Regions from separate parts of the Mus musculus genome. Here region 1 is linked to region 2. A link is a loop called in an ENCODE intact Hi-C map of the cell type or tissue named here. Cell type or tissue: left cerebral cortex. All regions are shown on one strand.

Evidence for each region. Peaks named below come from ENCODE experiments on the same cell type or tissue, not always from the same donor. Only the 100,000 strongest peaks of a DNase experiment are listed, where the experiment ranks them.
Region 1: it touches region 2 in a loop (2.7-fold over the local background); 2 of 42 quality-filtered maps call a loop at or near these places.

The regions. Positions count from the first base shown.
Region 1 is chr1:80,335,937-80,343,936 of GRCm38, reverse strand. Cul3 (cullin 3) reads left to right here and starts at 3,247. Exons shown (of 16, transcript NM_016716.5): 1 at 3,247-3,691. The coding sequence starts at 3,626. Gm39667 (a long non-coding RNA gene) reads right to left here and starts at 3,024. Exons shown (of 2, transcript XR_865570.2): 1 at 2,787-3,024; 2 at 1-2,709. In left cerebral cortex, no CTCF peak of the experiment used is centred here; DNase peaks (open chromatin) are centred at 3,238, 3,608, 4,126, 4,340 and 2 more places; H3K4me3 peaks cover 3,050 bases; H3K27ac peaks cover 2,130 bases.
Region 2 is chr1:79,782,729-79,790,728 of GRCm38, reverse strand. Gm39666 (a long non-coding RNA gene) reads right to left here and starts at 2,478. Exons shown (of 3, transcript XR_865569.3): 1 at 2,447-2,478; 2 at 1,804-1,960. In left cerebral cortex, CTCF peaks have their summits at 2,878 (motif pointing right) and 4,052 (motif pointing left); a DNase peak (open chromatin) is centred at 4,002.

The DNA.
Region 1 (8,000 bases), 550 kb before region 2:
AGTGGTTGGTTTGCTAATTTGTCAGTTTATTCTGATTTCCCTCTGATTACATGGCATCTTACAATTTGATGTAAACACACAGTTACCAGGCATCTGAACAACTTTTGACCTGAAATAGTTATAAGGAGACAAAGAAGTAAGAACTAGCTCCGTCATGAAGGAGTTGGGACTCTCTATTTGTCTTTCTAATCTGAAAAGCATAGAACTTCCCTTCTCATGGTCTTGGTCCATTCAAAACCATAAAATTCTAATTGAATTGCTAGGCTGTAAGCTGATTTAATAACTACTATCTTTACAATCAAACACGTGAGTCTGCAGCAGTGATTACAATGGCTTGGTTTCCTGGATACCTAGAGACTCATGGCCAAGAAGTGGCTGCTATTCCCTTTCATAGGCTCTTCATACCTTATGGTGCTTTTTACAGTCTGGGACTTAGATGAGGGGCTGGCTCACCCAGCTGCCTGACCTGACCTGCCTGACTGCATGTCCTCCTCTGGATAATGGAACTGAGGCCACTGTTTCCCTGTGTCAGGACACTGTCAGCAAGAGTAGGAATAATAACTGTCAGGCATGCAAGATCTAGTGTGTTTTCATTGCACTGTGCTTGCTCTGCTAGGAAGGTGGCTGCTTGCACAAAAGATAATTATCTGAAAGGTCATCTTCATTGGAAGTGAGGGACCACCATGGGGCAAAGAATAGTCTACTGACATAGAGGTCTTTTCATATATATTTTTGAGGATGCTGCTTCCCTAAGAAAGAAAACAAATCTCTGATTTCTGAGGTGAAGCACACAGAAAATTATTGCTTAGTTCAACTTGGGACTGTGGTTCCTAATTTTGTGATATAGAAAAGGACTTTTATGTTCTATGATGGTGGGTCTCAACTCATTCATTTATTCTAGTACTTCACATCTATACTAGCAATTTAGTAAATATTTGATTAAACAAATGAATGGACAAATCAGCAAATTTCTCAATGAGATTAATTTTGAAGCATTTTTTGGTAGTTTTTTGGTGGTTAAAATCCAAACAGTTGATAGTGATTCTTTTAAATGCATTTAAATTTTGCTTAAGTAACACAAACATGGAAATCTGTGTTTGTAAAACAAATGAAAATAGCTATATAGTTTTGCAAGTGAATAGCAATAGGTCATAAGGTAGTTAATTCCTCTATTCTGGCTTTGGGTGGTTTCCCAAGTTCATGGAAAAACGAGAAAGATTAGGGCAATGCACTGATTTTCATAAGGCTAAACCTTTCAATGTAGAATAGTTTTTGTTATTTTTTAAAAAACTTGCAAATAAAGCATCACCTTCATAAGACTCCATGAACTTCTGAAACACCTGGAACATGGCATTTAGAAAGGAAGCTGTGGAGTGTCACATTACAATTTTACACTTTTACTATTCACGCACTTATTCACCACCAAAAGCAACAAAACAAAAAACAAAACAAAACAAAAAAACCAAAACAAGATCCATGACAGCATTATAACTAAAAATAAGATTTTTAAATCCTCCTTCATAACTGTGTGCATTACCTGCAGTCAAGTCAGTCCTTCCTGATATTCTTATATCCAGGGTTGCTTCTTTCTCCATACCCACATGCATCTTTGACTGCATATTACAAATACTATTGGCTTTTTCTCATGAGAGAGAACATGCAGTTCTTTCGGGAAAGCTGATAAAGTGGCAGAGCTTAGATTAAAGCCAATGGCTTAAAATGTATATTGTAATAAGAAATAGAGCCATATGATAGGACAGCCAATAGAAAAAGGTTTTATATCCTGATAATTATGGAAATGGCAATCAATTAGCATACTAGTTATAAACAACTATGCATCACTCACTATATTCATCAGAGCCCTTCCTTGTTTTACTTAACCCATTCTTGATATTTTATTTTTAGCTTAACTCTCTAAGCTTAGTCATTACAAATAATTTAGGGTCAATTCAACCATAAATAAACAAGCTTTATCAAGTTTTCCCTTTTGGAGGGCGGGGGTGTGTGAAGGGTGTTCAAGACAGGGTTTCTCTGTGTAGCCCTGGCTGTCCTGGAACTCACTCTGTAGACCAGGCTGGCCTCGAACTCAGAAATCCACCTGCCTCTGCTTCCCAAATGCTGGGATTAAGGTCATGGGCCACCAATTTCAATTGTAGGTGCTAATCCCAACAACAGTTCACTCAAAATGGGAAGATCCAAAACTGGGAGAATCTCAGATTTCCCAGGGGCGTTGGAAACAGCAAATGAGCAAGTATGCAAGGTAGATGTAGGATTCATACTGAATTAGAAGCCAAAAGCAGTCGAATTGGACATTTCGACTATAGGATAAGAGTCCCCGAACAAATAGAAAAATGTCTCCAAACCTACAGCAAACTTAATTTCACAGTGCTTTTGGTTTTAATGATCTATACTGTTCTTGGAAATGGTCGTATGTTTAACACAATATTGTAGTATATTAGGCATTTGTTTTATTTCGGCACAAACAAAAACCGGGTTTTAACATTAGTGGGCTCTGGATCCTCCAGAAGGTATCAACTAATGAACAAACCCAGGAGCTTGTACAGTGTAAGAAGGCCGGGTTGATTCTGAGGCGCTGCAACACCTAGCTAAAAACAGGACACTGGTTTCGCAGTCTGCAGGTAACTCAAGCACAAACCCTGCTTTCAAGTTTCTGGCTGGGCTCAAGTACCCATCCCTAGGCCACGTGCCCTAGAAAAACACAGGAGCAGTTCTAGGACGTAGAACCTTCCTCCTCGCACCCCACGCCCTTTCCCAGGACTACCTACCTACTAGGGCCAAGCTCAGCCCCGCCAGCCCACAACACAACACTCCCCTCTCCCCCTTCCGGAAATTCCCCCGCCCACTACCCACGTGACCCACCACCTTCGCGCTCCACCAATCAGAAGCCACCTCAGCCTACTGGGGTCTCCGACGCTCCTCTTTTGAAAACGCAGCCTACGTCTCCTGCACCAGGCCCCGCCCCCCAGGGCGCTGACTACGCCCATTCCTTAATCCACCCCTCTCCCCCCTCCCCACCACGTTCAGACCCCACTTCTCCCTGCGCCCTCCCTTCCCGGGCTTCGCCCCACCCCGCCCCCGACCGCGCGCCCGCCCCGATCTCGCGAGATCTGACGTGCCCGCCGCGGCCTCCCGCCTCCCCTCCCGTCCTCCCGCCCCCTCCCCCATCTCTCCACTCTCCGCTCTCCTCCCTCCCTCCTCCCCCCTCCACCCTCTGGGCCGGATCTCGTCTCGCTGAGGCGGAGGAGGAGAAGGAGGAGGAGGACGTTCGGCCTGCGCAGTGAGATGTTTGTCCGTCGCCGCCGCCGCCGCCATCGCGGAGGAGCGCGATAAAGGGAGCCGAGCCCGGCGCGAGGGGAAGCCCGCGGAGCCGCCGCGCCAGCGCAGCCCCCGGCCGAGCCCGAGCCGCCCGAGCCCGAGCCGCCGCCCCCGCCGCCGCGGCCGCCCAGGGGCCGGCCCGCCGCCCAGCCCAGCCCGGGGGCCGCGCCGCCGCCCCCCGCCGAGCCCCGCGGCTGCCCTCCCGCCTTCAATGTGACACCGGCGCCTCCGAGTGCGAGCCGCAGCCGCCGCCGCCGTCAGCGCCGCCGCCGGGGAGGGGCCGAGCACCATGTCGAATCTGAGCAAAGGCACGGGCAGCCGGAAGGACACCAAGATGCGGATCCGGGCCTTTCCGGTGAGTCGGTCCTCGGCGCCCGGGACCGGGAGCCGCGGCCCGGAGCCGCACGCGAGGCCGGGGCTGAACTCCGCCAACAGGCCGCAGCCGGCCTCCCCTCCCCCCACGGCCGCCGCCGGTGGCGGAGCGCGAGGCTTCCCGGCAACGGGGCGGCGCGGGGCCGGGTCGGCCACCTCCGGGGCCGTTCCCCGCGCCCCGGCCGCCCCGGGGCCTCCTTCGCTCGGGCCTCGGGGGCCGCGGCCCTGAGGGGATGCGCGCTGTGGCCGCCGCACCCGTCGCGTGGGGCGTGTGTGTAACTTTTAGCGTGCGGTTTCCAGAAGGAGCCGGCTCGGCTTTTACGGCGGTGGGGAGGACTGTCCACCTCTGCTCGACTCCGTAGTCAGGGGCGGTCTTGCCATCCCACTGCCCCACTCACTGACAGAGATGCTAGAAATGCCCACTGGCAAAACACTAGGAGCATAGTATTTATAGCATCCTTGATCCTGCAAAGCTTCCTAAGCGCTTGACCCACTCCGGTTCAGAATCGCCCCTCCACTTCTTGGAGGGCCAGGCACAGCTTTTCCGTGTCTTAGTCAAGGAGGTCCCCAAGAATAGTTGCCACTCAGACTTGTTTTACCTTGTACGTTTTTAGCGACAGCAAACATTTGCTCTTCAGAAACTTTTCCTCTTGGCGTTACGTTGAGTCATAGGCTTGCGGTGTTTAGTAGATGGAGTAGTATGTAACTTTGGATGTCATGCCTCGATCAGATAGCCAGTGGCAGGCAATTAAAATGTCCTGTTGTAACAAACTGGACGTACTTGCTCGTGTCGCTACAGTGACAGGTAAATGTCAAATAGACAAGCCATCAGTGGAGCAGAATTGTAAAAGTAAAACGGAGGGAGGTTGTTTTTCCCTTCTAAGACTCATAAGCATTCTGTCGTGTGGGAGGGGAAGGGGGCCTTTGTCATCACTTTTTGAACAGGCTTTTCCTGAAGTACCCTTTGCTGTGAGGAATGAAAGACCACGATAGTATTGTCTGAGTTAAGTAACTTTGCCTTGGAGAACTTGAGGGCCTCTGAATTCCTCATCCCAAAGAAGTGTACAAGCGATGCAGAATTGTGACTTTGCAAGGGACATATTGTCAGCATGTAAAAACTTGCACCTTTATGTAAATAAATGGGCTCTATGTTAACATGTAGGGTATAATCAGGAGGACGAGATACTTTAATAATAATTGCATTATGAACGATTTTTTTAAGTAAATAAGAGATTACACCAGAAAGTGAGAAATGCTAGAAACACAGTGCCAATAAAGGTAACTATTATGTTTTCCTTTGTAATTGGACAGTGAGCCAGGTTTATGAACTTGAATAATTTCCCTACCTAATCAACCACCCAAGTGATTGTCAAATCCACATCCTTCCCTCTTTTTTTTTAAGCGAATTCAGACATGGTTGTTTTTTATGTTTTAATTTTTTTTTAATCAACTATGACACTGATTTTTCTAGGAAATATTTACTCTTGGTTCTGTTGTTTCTTTGTTGTTTAGTAAAATGTGAAAGAGCTTATATTTGACCAGTTAATATTTTTCAGAGTAACCGGTTCTACCTTTATCTGTGTTTGCAGCTCTTTGACCTCTAGGTTTCTCTACTTGAACCTGTTTTCCTCTCCCCATATACTGAGTACTGTATGCAGGCACTGTTTATTCCTAGAGCTTTAGGACTTAGCAGTAGATGTGAAAAAGGAAAAGATCAGTGGTTTCTGGAGCTAGCATTAGGGATTAGAAGCAGGAAGAGAATTTTGTACCATTAGCTGAATGAAGATGGTATTAGTGTGTGATAGGCTAGTACTAAAACTGAGATTTTTGTTTTGTTTTTTGTTTGTTTTCCAGTTCATAAGTAAATAACCATAAGTTGTTCCCATTGAAATAATTGGCTATTGTTGAGGCTAAATAATGCTCCAGTGATATTTTATTGAGTTCTGGGAAGTGAGTCCATTAGGCTGTCAGAATTGCTTTCATTCAGATTAGATGTCTTGTATATAAGTACAACCCACTTGGATTCTTAGAAGTTAAAATACATAGTATTTCATACACAAAAAATACCATTTATGTTTATTACATGTGTGTATTCCTACAACTGTTATGTGTTATACTATGTGGATATGTAGTTAGCTATAAGTAATGGCAGTTGCTCATTTCAGGTTTTTTATAAAATGGATGTATAAAAGGAATGAAGTAAGTTTAGACTTGTTTGATTTTTCATTGTACAATAGTGGTAAGTTAACTTACAGAATATATTTCATATATAGATGAGTACTTTATCAAAAAAGTACTTTATTAAAGTTCTACCAAATCAGGTTCTCTTACATTTTTAGTGCATATTTTAAGTTTGCTTTCACATTTTTAAGCAGAATAAAAGTTACACCACATTAGCTTAACTTATATTTTAAGTTTTTTCCCCTCCCTCAGTTTAAACCTACAAAATTTATTTACAAGATCAAATTTTTCTGTATTTTTAACTGTTGTCAGAAAAAATCCCTTAATTTTTAGACTTCCCTTCATTATGTAGCGTATAGCTTATTATACATCTTTCTGTTGGTCATTATTTTAAGAAGATTTTTAAATTACGCGTGTGTTCAATTGTACATATGAATGCTGAAGGTACCTGCAGAGGGTGGAGTCAAATACCCTGGAGCTGGAATTATAGGCCCTTGTGAGCTACCCATTCCAATGCTGGGAACCAAAATTCTGGTCTGCTGCTGGAGCAAGGGACACTTTTAACCACTGCACCACTCTCCAGCCCCTATTGATAATATTTTGAAATTCTTATCAAACTATAAGTTGGAGCTACAGAAGATTAATAAGAAGGGAGTTTGGTTGTGTATGGATTTGAGCTAAGTAATTCCTTTGGAAAAGATATTTTCCTTTTTCCACATGTTTTAATTCATACATTCTCAGCTCTGTATAGTCCATTGAGTTAACCTTTCTCTGAAAAGCCATTCCTCGTCGTATTGTCCAGAATTTTTGTTCCCATGGGCTTTAACAGGCTCGATTGGAATTGAACATGTGATTCTTGAATAAAAATGCTATCCTTAGATTTAGGAGACACTGAAAATCACTTCTACTTTCTGACCGTTCTCTTAAAAGTGCTACCATGGAGTTCTAGAAGTAATGTCAGTTCATAGTTTATACAGCTTGCTAAATCATAACAGGGACAACTCTTGATGTAATCTCCATGATTGTAGATGAATTTCACCTGTGCAACATGGTCAGCAAATGGTGCCTACAAAGTGACAGACAAAAATGTTAAGATCATTCATGACAGACATTAGAGCATGAAGAGATGAGGACTTGGGTATATAGTTGATGTTTCTTCTATTTCTAGCTACAAAAGTATTTGCCAGATTTAAGGGACATCTTTGATCTTCATGATAGGTTTATTTCCTGGAGAAGGTACTTGGTACAGAGAAGTATCTGGACTGTATATATAGGAGAATAACAGTTTATTCACACAAAGCCAGGAATTAACTGTAAATCTATTTTCATCCTCTGTTTCTTACAGAGAAATTATGTAGGAAGGTGTATCAAAATGTTGCTTACACTGAGACTTATGCTTTCGACTTAATAGCAGTTAATGTTTCCTTGCTTTAGAAATTAGAAAGCAAAAGAGAAAAAGGAAATAAAAAGCATAATATTAATTTTCATCTTTAAAATTTTTTTATGTACATGAGTGTTGTTGCCTCCTTGTATGTCTCTGCATCATGTATGTGCCTGTTGCCCTTGGATGTCAGGGGAAGGCATCAGATCCACTGGAACTGGAGTTGCAGATGGTTGCTAGCCACCATATGCATTCTGGGAACTTCGTTCTGAGCCATCTGCAGGTGCTTTTAACCATTGAGCCATTTCTCAAGTAGCTTACTTTGTTTCTTAGTTATATGTGTGTGCTTATGCCCATAAGTATAGATGCCTATGGAGACCAGGAGAGGGTAATGGATCCCCTAGAGTTGGAGCTATGGGAAGTTGAGAACTGAGGACTTGGTTGTTGGGAACCAAACTGGGATCTTCTGCAAGAGCAATACACATTGTGCTTAGTCAGCTCTTCTGCTCTAGTCTACTCAACAATGTCCTTTTAGATATAACAGCAGTTCAGAAGACTCTATGTATGGATATATGCATGCATGTGAGAAAGGAGTCTGTTATTAACTTATGTTTGTGTGTGATGTGGGTATGTGTGTCTGTGGATGTGTTTGAGGAGGTCAGAGAACTTTGGGTGTCCTCGTCTGTCACTACCTTATTTCCTTGTGATATGTTCTCTCACTGAACCTGAA
Region 2 (8,000 bases):
GGGAGAGAGGAGATCTGGTGATAGTCGTGTTCTTAAGTTTCCTGTGAATGTTGAAATGTGTTCTCTGCCTACTGAGAATCTACTTGAAGGTGCCACAGAGTGGGTAGCCATTGCTGTTCTTTTTCACACAGGATCTCAAGCTCTGTGTAGCTAAGGATAACCTTGACCGTCTGAGCCTATTGCCTCTCCCTCACAAGTGCTGGGATTACAACCATGGGTCACCATGATTAGTTCGTGTGCTCCTGGGGCTTTGTGTGTACTAGGCAGGCACTCAACAATTACATCTCCAGCGAACAAAGCCCTCCCTGAAGACTCCCAAACTACTGCACTCTTAAAAGGATTTTTAATTTTTTTGATGTTATAATTATGTCATTTGCTCCTTCCCTTTCCTCCCTTTAAGTCCACCCATGTGCCACTCTCCCTCCTTGCTCTCTTTCAGATTTGTGGTCTCTTCTTCTTTAAGTTTTCTTTAAGTGCTAGTGTGTGTGTGTGTGTGTGTGTGTGTGTGTGTGTGTGTGTGTGTGTGTGTGTGTTCCTACATATGTAAGCACAACATGTTTGGTGTATATAATGTTTCTTTTATGTATTTTTTGAGACTCACTGTTTGCTATTGGATAACGTGCTCTTCCTTGGGGAAGACTTTCTCCCTCTCTCAGGCTTCCTCAGTTGCCTGTAGTTCTTTGTCTGGGGTTGAGAGCTTATTAGCTTTCCTCCTTCTACATTAGCATGTCTGTTGGTGCTTTCCTTGTTCAGGTCATGTTTAGGCAGCTATGGTGTTTAATCCTCATCTCCAGGAGACACACTATCTTAGCAAACTTCTTGTACCTCTGGCTCTTAATTGGCCCTGTCTTCCACAGTCTTCATGGAGTCTTAGATGCAGGATTTGTGTTGTAGATGTATCAGTTGGGACTGGGTTTCACAGCTCTGCAATTTATTTATTTATTTATTTATTTATTTATTTATTTATTTATTTACTTATTTATTTTTAGTTGTAGTTTTCTGTAGTGGGCTCCTGCTGCAAAAAGATGTTTCCTTGATGAGGTGTGAGGTCTCCACTTATCTGTGGGTATTGGGGTAATATTTAGAGTATAGTTGGGGATCATGATGGTTTACTAAAGTAGCAGTAGTAGGTTTTTCAAGATCTACAACTTCACTACCCCTAGGTAGTTGGCTAGGTTCCCAGTACCAGGCACGGCTTCCCTCTTGTTAAGTGAGTCTTAATTTCAATTAGAGAGCTGTTGGTTACTGCCAAGGTATGCCTGCGTGAGAACATTGTATTTATATAGGTGGCTGGGTAAAGTGGCACAGACCATTAATCCCAGTACTTGCCAGGCAGATGCAAGTGAATCTCTGAGTTTGAGGCCAGCAGAGAGAATTCCAGGACAGCTAGAACTACATAGAGAAACTCTGACTCAAAAATAAATAAAAGTGCACATTTACGTATATATGTATGTATGTATGTATGTATATGCAGCTCACATGTATTATAGGTATTAGGTTGCTAGATAACACTTTGATTCCTCATAACTCTCAGACATCCTTATGGTTATTTTACTCTTCCCCTTCTGTATTTATCTCCCTCCCCTCTTCCTAACTATCCCCACCCCAATTTTTCCTGTTCTCAGTCCCCCCTTCCCCCATTTTACTTTCCTGGTTTGTACAGTTACTCCAGGTTCTATATTCACACCTCAATAGTTGAGCTGGGAGGCTCCGATGACAGGGAACATGCAGTATGTGTCTCCCTGGGTCTGGGCTTCCTCGTTCAATATGATTTTCTAGTTCCACCCATTTATATGCAGTTACCTGTCCATGAGCTCATCTTCTTCCAGCTGAGAGGTATCCATAAAGGGCATAGTGTGTATGTAGCACATCTTTACTGTCCATTCATTGCATGAAGGCCATGGACTTCACTTCATAGCTGCTGTGAGCAGAGCAGTGGTGAACATGGCTGAGCAAGTATCTGTGGAGTAAGATGTTGAGCCTTTGGACAGATGCCCAGGAATGGTATAACTAGGTCGGATGGCAGATTTATTTTTAACATTTTGAGAATTCTCCACACTGATTTCCAGAGTGACTGGGTCAATCTGCAGTCCCAACAACCCACATCCCCTCCAGCATTTGCCAAACCAACCACTTTCCCCTTCTCTCTTGAGTCTTGAGGAAAGATACAGATGTGATCTAAATGAAAAGCTTGCTAAATTGAAATCGCATTTCTCCATTATACCCACAAAACTGTTGATTAACACTTAATTAACCGAATATCATGTGGCAAAATAGAAGTGAACTTTTAGCAGTCCAGCCTCCAGCTGGAGTCAGTGAGCCCAGCTCTAAGCTAAGAATGTGACAGGCTGAGGAACAGCCCTTCCAGGATGCGACAACTGTCTTAGAGCCAAGAACTGAGTCCCCACGGCCACCCATCAGGCTCCCCATAAGCATCTCTATGTACTCAGTCCATCAGTGTTGGTGTGGTCAGCTGAGCATTCCCCACCTTTGTCTCATCAGCTGTAGGTCACTGTGAATGTCTCCAGGCCTTTGTGATGTATCTTCAGCAAGCTACTCTCAGGTTTTAAAGTAACCTTTTCTCCCTCTGCAGATGACCTCCTCTTGTCTGCAGAGAAAGAATGAGAATGAATCAAACTTATTAGAACATTTTGCAACTTTAATATACCATGACTCTGGCAAAAAGTTACTCTATGAATAATCAAGTCATGCAGGTCTTTCCTCAATGCCAGGGACAGTTAGGTCTATAGTTTTTCGTTTTCTCCATTACTTTTTTCTCCAAGGACATTTTTCTCTTCTTTTCTTTTCTTTTAGAGATTTATTTCTTTATTATATATAAGTACACTGTAGATGTCTTCAGACACACCAGAAGAGGGCATCATATCTCACTACAGATGATTGTGAGCTACCATGTGGTTGCTGGGATTTGAACTCAGGACCTCTGGAAGAGCAGTCAGTGCTCTTAACCGCTGAGCCATCTCTCCAGCCCAACATTCTTCTTAACTCATTAGTTTTGTATTGTTAGTGAATGGCAGGCAGCTGAATACACAAGAGTTAGTGGTAAATGCAATCTCCACCAATTGAGCATTCCCTTTTCAGAAGTTTGTGCCTGTGCTGTGAGTTGTTTAACTTACTTTTTGTTGTTCTTTTGAAATAGGGTCTTACTGTATAGCCCAGGCTGGCTTTGAACTTGTGAACTTCTGGCCTCAGCATTTCTCATCTGAGTGCTGGGACTTGATTCACCAAAATCAGTTTGTGATCTGTGATAACGACTTTGGGGGAGAGGGGTAAGAAATAGAGAGTGAGTACATCGGCGTCTTCCAGAGTTGGCAGGCCTCCAACTTGTATTGCCGAAGCTAGCCTTGAACTCAGATCCGACACCTCCTGGGTGCTGTCTGTGATGACAGACTTACAGGACCACTCCTGGCCTAAAGCTTTTGATGGCATGAATCTTCTTCTGGTGTGGACAGGGGAAGGAGGGTGTTCTTAGTTTGCAAGATGAGAATAAATCAAGCCATCCTCACTGTTCTGCTGAGAGCAATGGACTTTGTGTGTCCCATACCCAATGTCAAGAGCCATGGATCTCAGGTCTTCAACTACAAGAGTTGTAAGTCTTTACAGGATAGCTGGAAGGGACTGGAAACAGCAGACATCAGAATGCAGGTCTAGAGAGCTCAATGTGTCTGAGTGGACTTTCCAGTAGAAGAGTAAATTAAAAAAAAAATCTTTAATGTTTTTTTATTTTCAGCATCCGTGCAGTTTCCCCTTTCCCTAGTGAAAGGGGGAATGAAGAGCCCAACACTCACATCGCGGCATCAGCAATGAAGTTGAAGTATGCACACATCAGATTCCTAATGAGAGCATCCTGAGGGGAAGCCCGAAGTGGGCTAGCTCAGGCAGACACTTCCCTAGAGTAGTAAAGCTGTGTGGGGCCTGGAAAAGCCATGTGACATAATCATAGGCTGTGTACTCACACATCCTCTCTTTCCAAAGAGGAAGACAGTGGTCCCCGCTAGGTTTGTGACATCCTAAGTTGTGCTGTAGGCCTGGAGCACCATCTTGTGGTCAGGATCAGGCCAGAACTAAAAAAGAAAAAATAACCCCCCCCCCTTTTCTTCTTTTTTCGATATTTTGATTTTTTTATATTTATTTACATTTCAAATGTTATCCCGTTTCCCCCCACCTCCAGAAAACCCTCTATCCCATCCCTCCTCCCCCTGCTTCTATGAGGGTGTTCCTCCACCTACCCACTCCTGCCTCCCCGCTCTCCATTCCCCTACACTAGGACATTGAGCCTTCACAGGACCAAGGGCCTCTCCTCCCAGTGATGACCAACAAGGCCATCCTCTGCTACATGTGCAGCTGGAGCCTTGTGTACTCCTTTGTTGATGGCTTAGTTCCTGGGAGCTCTATGGGGTCTGGTTGGTTGATATTGTTGTTCTTCCTATGGGGTTGCTAACCCCTTCAGCTCCTTCAGTCCTTTCTCTTAACTCCTCCTTTGGGGACCCTGTGCTCAGTCCAATGGTTGGATGCAAGCATCCACCTCTGTATTTATAAGGCCTCTCAGGAGACAGCCATATCAGGCTCCTTTCAGCGAGCATTTCTTGGCATCCACAATAGTGTCTGGGTTTGGTGACTGTATATGGGATGAATCCCCAGGTGGGACAGTCTCTGGGTGGCCTTTCCTACAGTCTCTACTCTACACTTTGTCTCCATATTTGCTCCCGTGAGTATTTTGTTCCCCTTTCTAAGAAGGACTGAAGTACCCACACTTTGGTCTTCCTTCTTCTTGAGCTTCATGTGGTCTGTGAATTGTATCTTGGGTATTCGAAGCTATAAAAATAGCTCTTGTTTGTACCTTTCTTAACCAGAACTATAAAATACATTCTCTTGTGACTACCTAAGACGTTGAGAATAATGTTTTCCGTTTTTTATATGCATATAGTAAAATATGCATCCATAATATGCAAAGTAACAGAACTTATGTACGCTTAGAGGTTTGAGCTTCTACTTTTGGTGTAGAACCTTTCGGGCTCAAAAAAAGAAAAATAGAGTGAGAAAAGGCAGGGGATATATAATAATACATAATAAAGTGTAATAAATGACTATCTTTCTCCAGTGCCAAATAATCACTGTCTTTATAACTCAATAATTCCCTTAATTCCCTTACACTTGTGGGGTTTTGGGGGGGAGAGGGAGTTAAGAAAGGGTTTCTCTGTGTAGCCCTCACTGCCCTGAAACTTGCTCCATAGACCAAGGTGGCCTCAAACTCAGTGAGGTCTGCCTGCCTCTGCCTCAAAGGCACATACCACCACCACCCTGTTCCCTGCGATTCTTATGATTGCCTAGACAATGTGGATAAGGCATTGGTCAAAGAGCCAGCACTCTGGGTAAGCACTGGATGAACTTAGTCCAGTGCTCTCCTCAACAGCCTGTAGTCCGCACGTTCCTCTTACCCATGTATAAAGTTTATTCTAGGATCATGAAAAGTTGTGTAGAGATGGATCCAACATTTTAAGCAATTTCATATGGAACTATGGAAAATGCTGATTTTTCCGCATGTTCCAACCCATTGCTGCATTTCAGTGGTTTAAAAAAAAAAAGACTTAAAATAAATATAGCCTAACAACTTGAGTTCAAAGACTGTTTACTTAGAAGTGTGTTGAAAGTATATTCCTTATGAAAAATGTGGCTGTTTTTGCTTGCAGGCTATTTTATATATACTGTAGTTACATTTGTTCCCTGTGTGGCTCTATCCATCTATGTACAGGGTTTAGCAGCTTGAAAGCTGAAGGGAAGTGTCACAGGCCGGTTTTTACACCCAAACTGCTTCCTTTTGCCTCTCTCTGAGTTCAGCCAATATCAAGCAAGTGGAAGTAGACTAGGAATTCAACTTTTCATCCCTAGCAGACTGGGAGGTTCGAGGGCAGTGTGGTTTTAAACCTTCCTAATGCTGTGACCCTTTACTATAGATCCTCATGTTGTGGCGATTCCCCCAACCATACAATTATTCTCATTGCTACTTTGTAACTGTACTTTGGATGCTGTTACAAATCATAATGTAAATATTTTTGGAGATAGCACTTTGTCTACAGGGTCTCCAACCACAGATTAAGAACCACTGTTATACAGCGAAGAGCAGGGAGGGAGGCAAAGAGAAGGAAGACCTGCCCACCGTTTGTTATACTTTCTAGTCATCTCTGTAGTCATCATCACTTGTCATGTCACCAGAAGGCATGGCACCGGGAGCATACAGATGGGATCATAATGAAATTAGAGACAGGTAATCATTCCACCTAAGTGAACGGAGGTCCTGTACCCAAAGATAGGCAAGATAGGTGTGGGTAGGAATTCAGCGAGGTCACCAGACGCTACCGGGGATTGAATTCTCCGTCAGCCACGTAGGTTAAAGTTTTGCAAACTGTCCTAGACCAGAACTCAGGTTTCACTGAGTTTGCCAGCGAAATCGCCAAAGACTAAGAAGAACGCTTACTTAAAGAAACCTGCAACAGATTCTAGGTGGGCTGTGGCATTTTGCACATGCTGGGGCGGGGAGGGGGGGGGGGTTGTTCACCATGCTTGTTGTCTTGTGTTACATGGATGTAACTGACTCCATGGTGTTTCCGAGATACTTTTGTGAAGCTTACTCATGGAGATGTCAAGCTAACGACACTGGCACTGCTGGGTATGGTCTGTTATTCTTGCGATTAACTGAAACTGAAGTTAAAGCAAAACAAAACGAAACAAAAAAAATAAAATTAAAGAAAAACAGAAACAGTGAACCAGGAAGATGAGTTCCAGGCCAGCCTTAACTACTAACGGGATTCAACAAATTAAAAATCAACATTTTACTAAACCTACTGCTTTAGACAACTAGATTCTTCTCACATGCCCTCTGGAAACAGTCTCTGTTAGCTTTGATAATGTGTCTGTTACACAAGACACAGGTTCTACCTCTCTGGCCAGACTCAGCAAGAGGGTTTTGTTTCTCAGGTGGGTTGAGATGTGACTGAGCAGAGGCTGGGGTTGCTGGGGCAGCTAGCTGCCTTCTCCACCCCACTGTTGGAGGCCTTCCCTGCTCAGACCGCAGCATTAAACCATACTGTCTCTCATCTCAAAGGCGTTTCTTTCTAGCTTCAGAATGAATGCTGGGAAGACTTTTGTCACAGGCCTGGGGACTCCGGCTCTTGTTTTCAAAGTGGGGCAGACCTATAGAGACCAGAAACAATACAAAACAAACTCAATGTTATAGCAATCTCGCTCTGGCCTGCAATCATCCCCTACCCTTGTGATCTCTGTCAAATGAACTTAGAAGAAATACAGGGCTTCATGTAGAAGACAGACAGGGATTATTACAGAATAATGAGAGTGGCTACTGAGGAAAACTCTCACAGGTGACTGGCTAATGAGACCATTACAATGACACTATGTGACACTATATAGCTTAAGAGGCTATATACTGTATCTTCTAGTGTCTGGAAGAGTTTTCCTGAGGCATGTTTTCCGGTTTATATGATCAACTGACCCTTTTGAATTAACTCTTGCTGTGTGTTGGGGGTGGGAGGGAATGTTGTCTCTGTCCTTTGAGAGTTCTCTACTAGAAAGTAACTTTCGGACACTTAGGGCAGTGCAGAGAGTCATGTCTCCACCCAGTGCCAGAGATGACTCGGATTCTATTTTTTTATCCAGAAATCAAATAACAGGACAGAGGGAAAAAAGCAAGAAAAGGTTTTAAAGCTATTAAAACAGCTGGGCTTTTATCAGGTGGAAATGGGTTTCCCTCTGTGGGCCCTATGCATGCACCAGAACTTCCTCCCTTTCATAAAGCACTTGAAAGCTTACTAGTATTTCCTTCCCTCCTTTTTACCTATCAGTCTTTCCCACACGAATGTGCATTGTTAGATACAGGTGGGCCTGGAAGCTGGTGAAGAAGCAGGGGTCCTGATGAGAGCAGGCTGTGTCCTTCTGTAATAAGCCTATTTTGGGTAAAAGTTTCAAAG